Linked DNA regions of Homo sapiens: region 2 is linked to region 1. Evidence: read pairs that join two places in POLR2A ChIA-PET (ENCODE). Cell type or tissue: OCI-LY7. All regions are shown on one strand.

Region 1 (4,000 bases):
ATTCAAGAAATGCTTTCTTTTCTTTTCTTTCATTTTATTTATTGATTAATTGATTGATACAGTGTCTCTCTCTGTCACCCAGGCTGGAGTGTAGTGGCGCAATCTCAGCTCACTGTAGCCACTACCTTCCAGGATGAAGCCATCCTCCCACCCCAGCCTCCCAAGTAGCTGGGACTACAGACCCATGACATCACTCCTGGCTAATTCATAGAGATGGGGTGTCCTATATTGCCCAAGCTGGTCTTGAACTCCTGGGCTCAAGCAATCTGCCTACTTCAGCCTCCCAAAATGTTGGGATTAAAGATGTGAGCCACCATGCCTGGTGTAAGAAATGGATCTACCAAGTTCAGGCTATTTTGTAATAATTTTCATTGTGTATGTGTGGTTTTTGGTTTTGCTTTTTGCTTTTTGGGTTTGTTTTTTTTTTTTTTTGAGTCAGAGTCTTGCTCTGTTGCCCAGGCTGGAGTCCAGTGACACAATCATAACTCACTGCAACCTCAAACTCCTGGGCTCAAGCAATTCTCCCACCTCAGCCTCCCAAGTAGCTAGGACTACAAGTGTGCACCACCATGCCCAGCTAATTTTTAAATTTTTTTGTAGAAGTTGAGGGGTGGGGGGTTGGGGGGGGGCTCTCACTGTGTTGCTCAGGCTCGTCTTGAACTTCTGGCCTCAAGCAATCCTCCTGCCTTAGCCTCCTGAAGCCCTGAGATAACAAGCATGAGCCACCACACCTGGCTAATTTTTAGTTGTTTAGACTGTCTTGTCCTCAAGGCAACAATCTATTGCAGCTGATTCACGAGGCTCACACCTTTGTAAGTTTTGTGATAATAACTGAGGGCCAGGTTGCAGCCTGAGGCTTCTTGGGTCTGGCTTCCTGTCCTTTCCACAGGTCCTAGGTGCCTCTCCCACCATGCACAAGGCCCTGATCCAGTCCTAGGACAGTTGGCTAAAGAGCCTGTCAGCTAATGCTCAGCCTTTTCCAGCTGTTTACCCCATTTTTCTCATGTGTTGACTAACACTTCCTGCCCCCAAAACCTGTCAGCTCCAAGATGTACTCCACAATCGTTCTGTCTCCCATCTGTCCATCTGGGGCCCAGGGGACACAGCAAGAGTCTCAAAAGGCCCATTTGCATCTCACCCACATCAGTAGAGCAAAAAGGGGGCATTGCTGTAATAAAGAAATAATTGAAGGTAGAAAGTGCTAAAGCAAAAGGGGAAAGGAAGATTATCCAAATGCAACTAAATATAGATTCTACTGTGGGTCATGTTGCTGAGGTGCAGACATTTACAGCAGGTGTTCAGTTTTGCTTAACGCAAGACTCTTTGCAATCATTTTTAAGTAGTACAGTGAAAGGGCCCTTAGGGAAAGAGCTCCCCTTGTTCTCACTTTGCAGATGTAGAGGCCTGAGAAGCAGGGAGGTGAAGTAGTTCACCCACGATCCCACAGCTGCTAAGTGCCAGGGCTAGGACTCCATCCCAGGGCTTGGGACAGTCAAACAGGGCCTCTTTCAACAAGCCCGTATTGTCTCTCAGCAAAGATCTATAAAAAGCTGGATGATAATAAAATAAGCTTATGCAACACTTTTGCCTAATGCAAATTAAGAAATTGATTTCAGGAACAGAAACTTGGGTAGGGTTTGCCCACATACAAACAACACTAAAGAGAAAGTTGACTACTTAAAATAGAAGACACTGTTCTCTCATGTGACTGAAAGGATTATTTCTATTCTGAAAAACTGAGAGGTTGCCTGTCATAAAGTCGTGTCCTCAAATTCAGAAACTTTAAAGTTTAATGCGGCCCAACGCATTGACTCACACCTGTAATTCCAACACTGGGAGTCCAAGGTGGGAGCTTGAGCCCAGAAGTTCGAGACCAGCCTAGGCAACATGGCAAGACACCGTCTCTACAAAAAAAATTTTTTTTAATTAGCTAGGCGTGGTGGCACATGCCTGTAGCCCAAGCTACTTGGGAGGCTAAGGCAGGAGGACCCCTTGAGCCCAAAAAGTCAAGGTTGCAGTAAGCCATGATCACACCACTGCAACCCAGCATGGGTGACAGAGTGAGACCCTGTCTCAAAAATTAAAGTTTAAAAATAAAGTTTTTTAAATAAAAAAAAAAAGTCTGGCCAGGAGCGGTGGCTCACACGTATAATCCTAGCACTTTGCGAGGCCGTGGTGGATGGATCACTTGAGCTTAGGAGTTCAAGACTAGCCTGAGTAACATGGCGAGACCCCATCTCTACAAAAAAATACAAAAAAAATTAGCCAGGCATGGTGGCACACACCTGTAGTCCCAGCTACTCAGGAGGCTGAGTTGGGAGGATCTGACCTCTTGAGTCCTGGAGGTCTAGGCTGCAGTGAGCCAAGATTGCACCACTGCAGTCCAGCCTGGGTGACAAAGTGAGACCCTGTATCAAAAAATATATATACATATATATATAAATGTTTAAAAGCCTAATGTAAGTGTCTCCAGTATACTGTAAGTAAAGTGACTTGTGTTTGTGAATTTAATCACTTGCAAAACACATAGTCATTCTCTCACTTGTCTTTACAATAACTCTGTGAGGAGCTGAGCATCAATCAGTGTCATCATTATCTCCATTCCACAAATAAGGAGATGGCGGCTCAGAGAAACTAAATGAATTCTCAATATCATGCAGCTGAACCTTGAACCTCAGGCTGCTGAATTCTTTTTATAAGGTATGGTAGAAGGGAATTCAAGCTCGAAGTCAGGAAGACGGATATGAGTCCTGACTTGGCCACTTACTTGGTCTCTGTCATTGAACAACTTATTTACCGCACAGAGCCTCAGCTGATGCATCTGTAAAATAGGGAGAATCACACCTGTGTGGTAGCTTTTATGAGTATTCAATGAAGCAATGTATGAAAAGCATCAAGGTCAGTGCCTGGCACAAACCAGGTTCTCAGACAAGTAATCCTTGCTATTGCTGATATATACAGCTTCTATTATACTATTTTGCAGCTTTTCCAGCTAGTCACGGCACAATACATGACTTAAAGACACAAAAGGGAGACTTCCTTTCCTCTGATCTCACTCCCTGATTCACTGGCCTGGCTTCTTATAAAGAAAGGTCTTGGCCTGGTTTAAGCAGAAATTCATTTACCAAAAGAATTAGTTGATGAAGGCCAGGCGCGGTGGTTCACGCCTGTAATCCCAGCACTTTGTGAGGCCGAGGCAGGCAGATCATGAGGTCAGGAGATCGAGACCATCCTGGCTAACATGGTGAAACCCCGTCTCTACTAAAAATACAAAAAATTAGCTGGGCGTGGTGGCGGGCGCCTGTAGTCCCAGCTACTTCGGAGGCTGAGGCAGGAGAATGGCGTGAACCTGGGAGGCGGAGCTTGCAGTGAGCCGACGTGCGCCACTATACTCCAGCCTAGGTGACAGAGCGAGACTCCGTCTCAAAAAAAAAAAAAAAAAAAGAATTAGTTGATGAGGTCACCAGTAAATGTAAAGCATTTCATTTATTCACACAATAAATGTTAATAAAGAGTGTACTATAACCCAAGCTTTAGGGAGACCATGTAGCACTTGGTAGGCACAGTCCCAGGCCTCAGGGAGCTGAAGTGATGGGGAAGGCAAACATCAAGCAAGTCACTGGCACCACCAACGTGATTCAGACACGTCTGATCACCCCCGATCACCTGGCATTTTCAGGGCTTAGAATCAGTAAACAAATAGAAACTCCTTAGTTCCCTGCTTTCTCCACTTCTCTGCAAATCATCACCAATTAAGTGCGCATTCAATAAAAGCAGAGAAAAACATTAAGTCCTTAGTGATTCCCATCACTGCTGCCCACATTTCATTGCTGAGAACTAATCACATGACCATAACTGGGCATGAAGAGGGTTGAGAAAATAGCCCTTGACTGGGCTGTCACTTTCCATGCTAGGAAAGGGAGGATGCATTTTTGGTAGCCAAATGGCATATACTTGGGAAAGACCATTGTGACTTTTCTGCCACAGCCAGAAAGAAGGC
Region 2 (4,000 bases), 150 kb after region 1:
GCGGAGGTTGCAGTGAGTCAAGATTGCACCACTGCACTCCAGCCTGGGCGACAGAGCGAGACTCCGTCTCAAAAAAAAAAAAAAAAAAAAAAGAACTATAAGTCAGTTATTATCTCCCAACATAGCTCTTTTATTTTATTTTTAATTTTTTTAAATTATATTTTAAGTTCTGGAATACATGTGCAGAACGTGCACTTTTGTTACATAGGTATACACGTGCCATGGGGGTTAGCCCTTTTATTAACTGTTCTCTGAACCGCAACCATCTCCTGATATTTGGTAGAGTAACACCTTTATATGTGTGCTTGCCTCCTAATTTAAAATACTGTATTCACATGTAGATATAATGTACATAACAGTTTAACTTCAAAGTTGCTGGGGTCAGGGCCCCCTGCACTTGAGACACTAATACAGAGTGTGTTCGCGCTTAGCCATGGACTGGACTCAAGAACCTGATACCAGGGTTGATGTGGATTACCTGGAACCCTTCCTGCAGTATTCCTACAGTGTTTTTATTTTGTTGTCATTGTGTGTGTGGTTTGTGTGTGTTTTTAAGGAGAATCTTGTTTTAAAATGTAATTTCTAAAGTTGAACATGAATGTTTTATTTGTTGTACAGTATATATTATACAATAGAGAGGTAACTTAAACATTTTTGTTCTTATTCTTTTTCTCATAAGTACTCCTGAGTACTAGTGGTCACTTCCCGTAGTATTCATTTGGCTTCACTGTCAAAAATCATTATTCTGTGCAGTTGTGGCCCTGGGAAGGGGAAATAATAAGGCCCTATTGACGGGCTGTCCTGGCTCTGGAATTCATGCATCCTGTCCTTGCCAAGGTTCTGGCAGGGCCCGCTGGTGTGTTGGAGCCTGCAGGTCAGGTCAGGCTGGTTCAGAGGTCCATGCTGAGGGGAGGGCACTCCTAAGTGGTGTAAAGCCTCAAGTCCATGAATCCCACCCCAGTCATCTCTGGTGTCACGTGCTGCTGCGGCCTCAGCAGGTTCTCAAAGCTCCCGAGTACTCCCGAGTACACAGCCCAAATGTGTAAATGGCACTGTCTCCCTGATGGTGCATGGAAAGGACGTTGGCATCTGGCACTATCACCCTGACAGTGCATGGAAAGGACATTGGCATCCAGTTGGCACTCCTTCTCCCTTATTCAATATTAGGTTTGATTTGCCCTTTGCCGTTGTTTCCAAAGATCAAGGAATGTCAATAACTTTTTTTTTTTTTTGAGACAGAGTCTCGCATTGTAGCCCGGGCTGGAGTGCAGTGGCGCAATCTCAGATCGCTGCAACCTCCTCACCTCCAGGTTCAAGTGATTCTCCTGCCTCAGCCTCCCAAGTAGCTGGGACTACAGGCACGTGCCACCACACCCAGCTAATTTTTGCATTTTTAATAGAGACGGGGTTTCACTATATTGACCGAACTGGTCTCGAACTCCAGACCTTGTGATCCGCCTGCCTCAGGCTCCCAAAGTGCTGGGATTACTTTGGGAGCCACCGTGCCCGGCCATCAATAGCATTTTAAAGGACCAATAAACAGCCTCCTATAAATTAAACCTCTTCCTGTGGAAGCATGCTCTACTACTAAAGGGAAGGTCCTTGGGCTCCGATTTGTCCTTTGCATTGAGAACGGTGTGGGGATCAATGTGTGTGTATGTGATTTATCGAGTTGGCTTTGCTTTTTTAGTTTTTCTTAAAAAAAATCCTTCCTTCCCATGTTACTAATTTATGTTTTTGAGAAGTTGAGTCTCAAAGCGTAAACAATAAACCTCCATTCATAAGGCAGATGTTGTAAGCTTGATGGTGGTTGTGAAAGTGATTTAGTTTTGACCTCTTTTCGTCCTACAACTTCAATATCAAACTGCTCAGGAAAGCCCAGGGGGAAGGTAGGGGCAGAGGAGGAGACAATTCGGAATGAATGAATAGATTTTTTGTTGTTTTTGCTTGTTTAATATAGAAGTCCCCCTTGTTCCTTGGGAGATCATGGCCTTTGAATATGTACACAACCTTTGAATTGTTCCTACTAAATTATAGCAAGGGACTTTGGCACCCAAGGAATTCTGACTTTCTGGGATTATAATAGTAAATTCCCAGCCATACTCTGGACTTTATTTTGCTAACCATAATTGAGCAAATGTAAATTACTGCTATATTAATGTTTTAAAGCACTGGGATAGTCTAATTCTAACTTGTAGTTAATTATGTTTGCCAATTATTTGTTTGAAATAAATTTGTGTCTGAACAGCTATTGAAACTGTTCAATTGTACAGATATTATTCATGACAGCTTTGTACTGTGGAATGTGCTTAATCAAAAACAAAAAAGTTTGAAAAAAAAAGAAGAGGTTTGCTGAACTTTCAGATTCCTTTTTTGTTGTTGTTAACTATTTGCCACCCAAGCTAGAAATCAGCACCACCTAGGGGTCCTTGATGTTATAATCAGAGAACAAGACAGGCCGGCTGGCCCTGATGCGAGCCATGAGCAAGCTCCAATGAGCCCCTTTCTTCCACGTTTGATGAGTAGAGGAAAATATTGGGGGTGAATTTTCAATAACCTGAATCGATTGCACTTTTTCTTGTAGACTAGCCATCATTAAATCCACTTACGCGCTCCCCTGTGCCCCTCTCTTTCCTTCTGGAATGTTCAGTGCCTGTTTCCAGTCCCATTTTTCAGTCGGATGGGATTGCCCTTCATTACAGTTTTGTGGGTTATGAGTTATGAGCTCTTCCTCTGTGAGGGCCAGCAGGGCACCCCCACTCTCCTGTAACAAGGAAAGGGTGTTGTGTAGTAAAGAATTTTAAGCTTACTTGAAGTGAGATCTGGGCTTTGCCCTTGGCTCTTGGGAGGTGATCTCTAAGCCCTTAGATGTCCTGCTTGATAATAGCACTGTGTTTACCTGGAGGCCATGGGCCATGCCAAACAGACACAACATGTTAGACCAATGTGATTTATGGTGGGAGATTTGGCCACACCATATCAGCTTGACCCCTGAAGGAATAGACTAAGGTCAAGCCAGCCATGTCCACAAGACCAAGCCCTACTATACACTCTGGACACCAACAGCCTGGTGAGTTTCCTTGGTTGGCAATACTCCATGTATATAGTCCGTGCATATAGTTTCCAGAAGGAGTCCATTACTCCACTGGGAGAGGACTGCTGGAAGCTCTCCTGGACACTGCCCTATGTGTGTCTTCCCTTGGCTGATGTTAATCTGTGTCCTTTTGCTATGATAAACTGTAAGTATAAGTATAATAGCTTTCAGTACGTTCTGCGAGTCCACCAAGTGGATTATTGAACTTGAAGGTGGTTGTGGGGACCCCTAAACTTTAAATTGGTATCAGAGGGGAAAGTGGTCTTGGGGGCTCTTTCCTAACTTTATAGTCATGTACTAGGAATCTGAGCACATGATCTCAACAAAAACAACAACAAGAAAGAAGAAAGAGAGCAAGAAAAGAAAGAGAAAGAAGAGAAAGAAGAAAGAAAAAAAGAAAGAGGAAGGAAGAAAAGGAAGGAAGAAAGGAAATGAAAAAGAAAGAAAGAATAAAGAAAAGAAAGGAAAAAAATGCAAACAAACAAAAATGAACAGATGGTCTCTAGTCTTGGATTCTCCATTTACTGGCTGGGTAAACCACTTCATTCTTTGAACCTCCTTTCCTGCCCACTCAGTGAGGAGGATGTTATCTGTGTGCTGAAGGAGGCTGCCGTGGCGGTTTAGATGGAAGGAAGTGTCTACAGGGAGGAAAGAGGGGTCGGGGCTGAAGAATAAGGACCTGGAGCCTGAGTAGAAGCCATTTCTCAAAATTAAAGTCTTAGGAACCACTCACATGGTGGGTGAATGCAAGCTCTAGTTACATAATAATATAAACAGAAATTTAAATTGCAATGCACCTATTGCCCATCAGAATGGCAAAAACTCAAAATCTTTACAAACCACTATGCGGTGAGGCTGTGGATGAGGCTGTGGGATTCACACAATAGTGCGATCCCGTTGAGGGGA

Evidence for each region. Peaks named below come from ENCODE experiments on the same cell type or tissue, not always from the same donor. Only the 100,000 strongest peaks of a DNase experiment are listed, where the experiment ranks them.
Region 2: POLR2A ChIA-PET joins it to region 1 with 6 read pairs; 3 of 35 experiments call an interaction of 5 or more read pairs at or near these places.

The regions. Positions count from the first base shown.
Region 1 is chr21:31,770,457-31,774,456 of GRCh38, reverse strand. No RefSeq gene overlaps it. Among named protein-coding and RNA genes, the nearest start is that of SCAF4, 40 kb to the right of the region's middle. RefSeq lists an enhancer at 1,344-1,633. In OCI-LY7, no CTCF peak of the experiment used is centred here; a DNase peak (open chromatin) is centred at 1,616; H3K4me3 peaks cover 1,844 bases; H3K27ac peaks cover 3,176 bases.
Region 2 is chr21:31,622,285-31,626,284 of GRCh38, reverse strand. No RefSeq gene overlaps it. Among named protein-coding and RNA genes, the nearest start is that of SOD1, 35 kb to the left of the region's middle. In OCI-LY7, CTCF peaks have their summits at 2,207 and 2,415 (motif pointing left); a DNase peak (open chromatin) is centred at 2,434.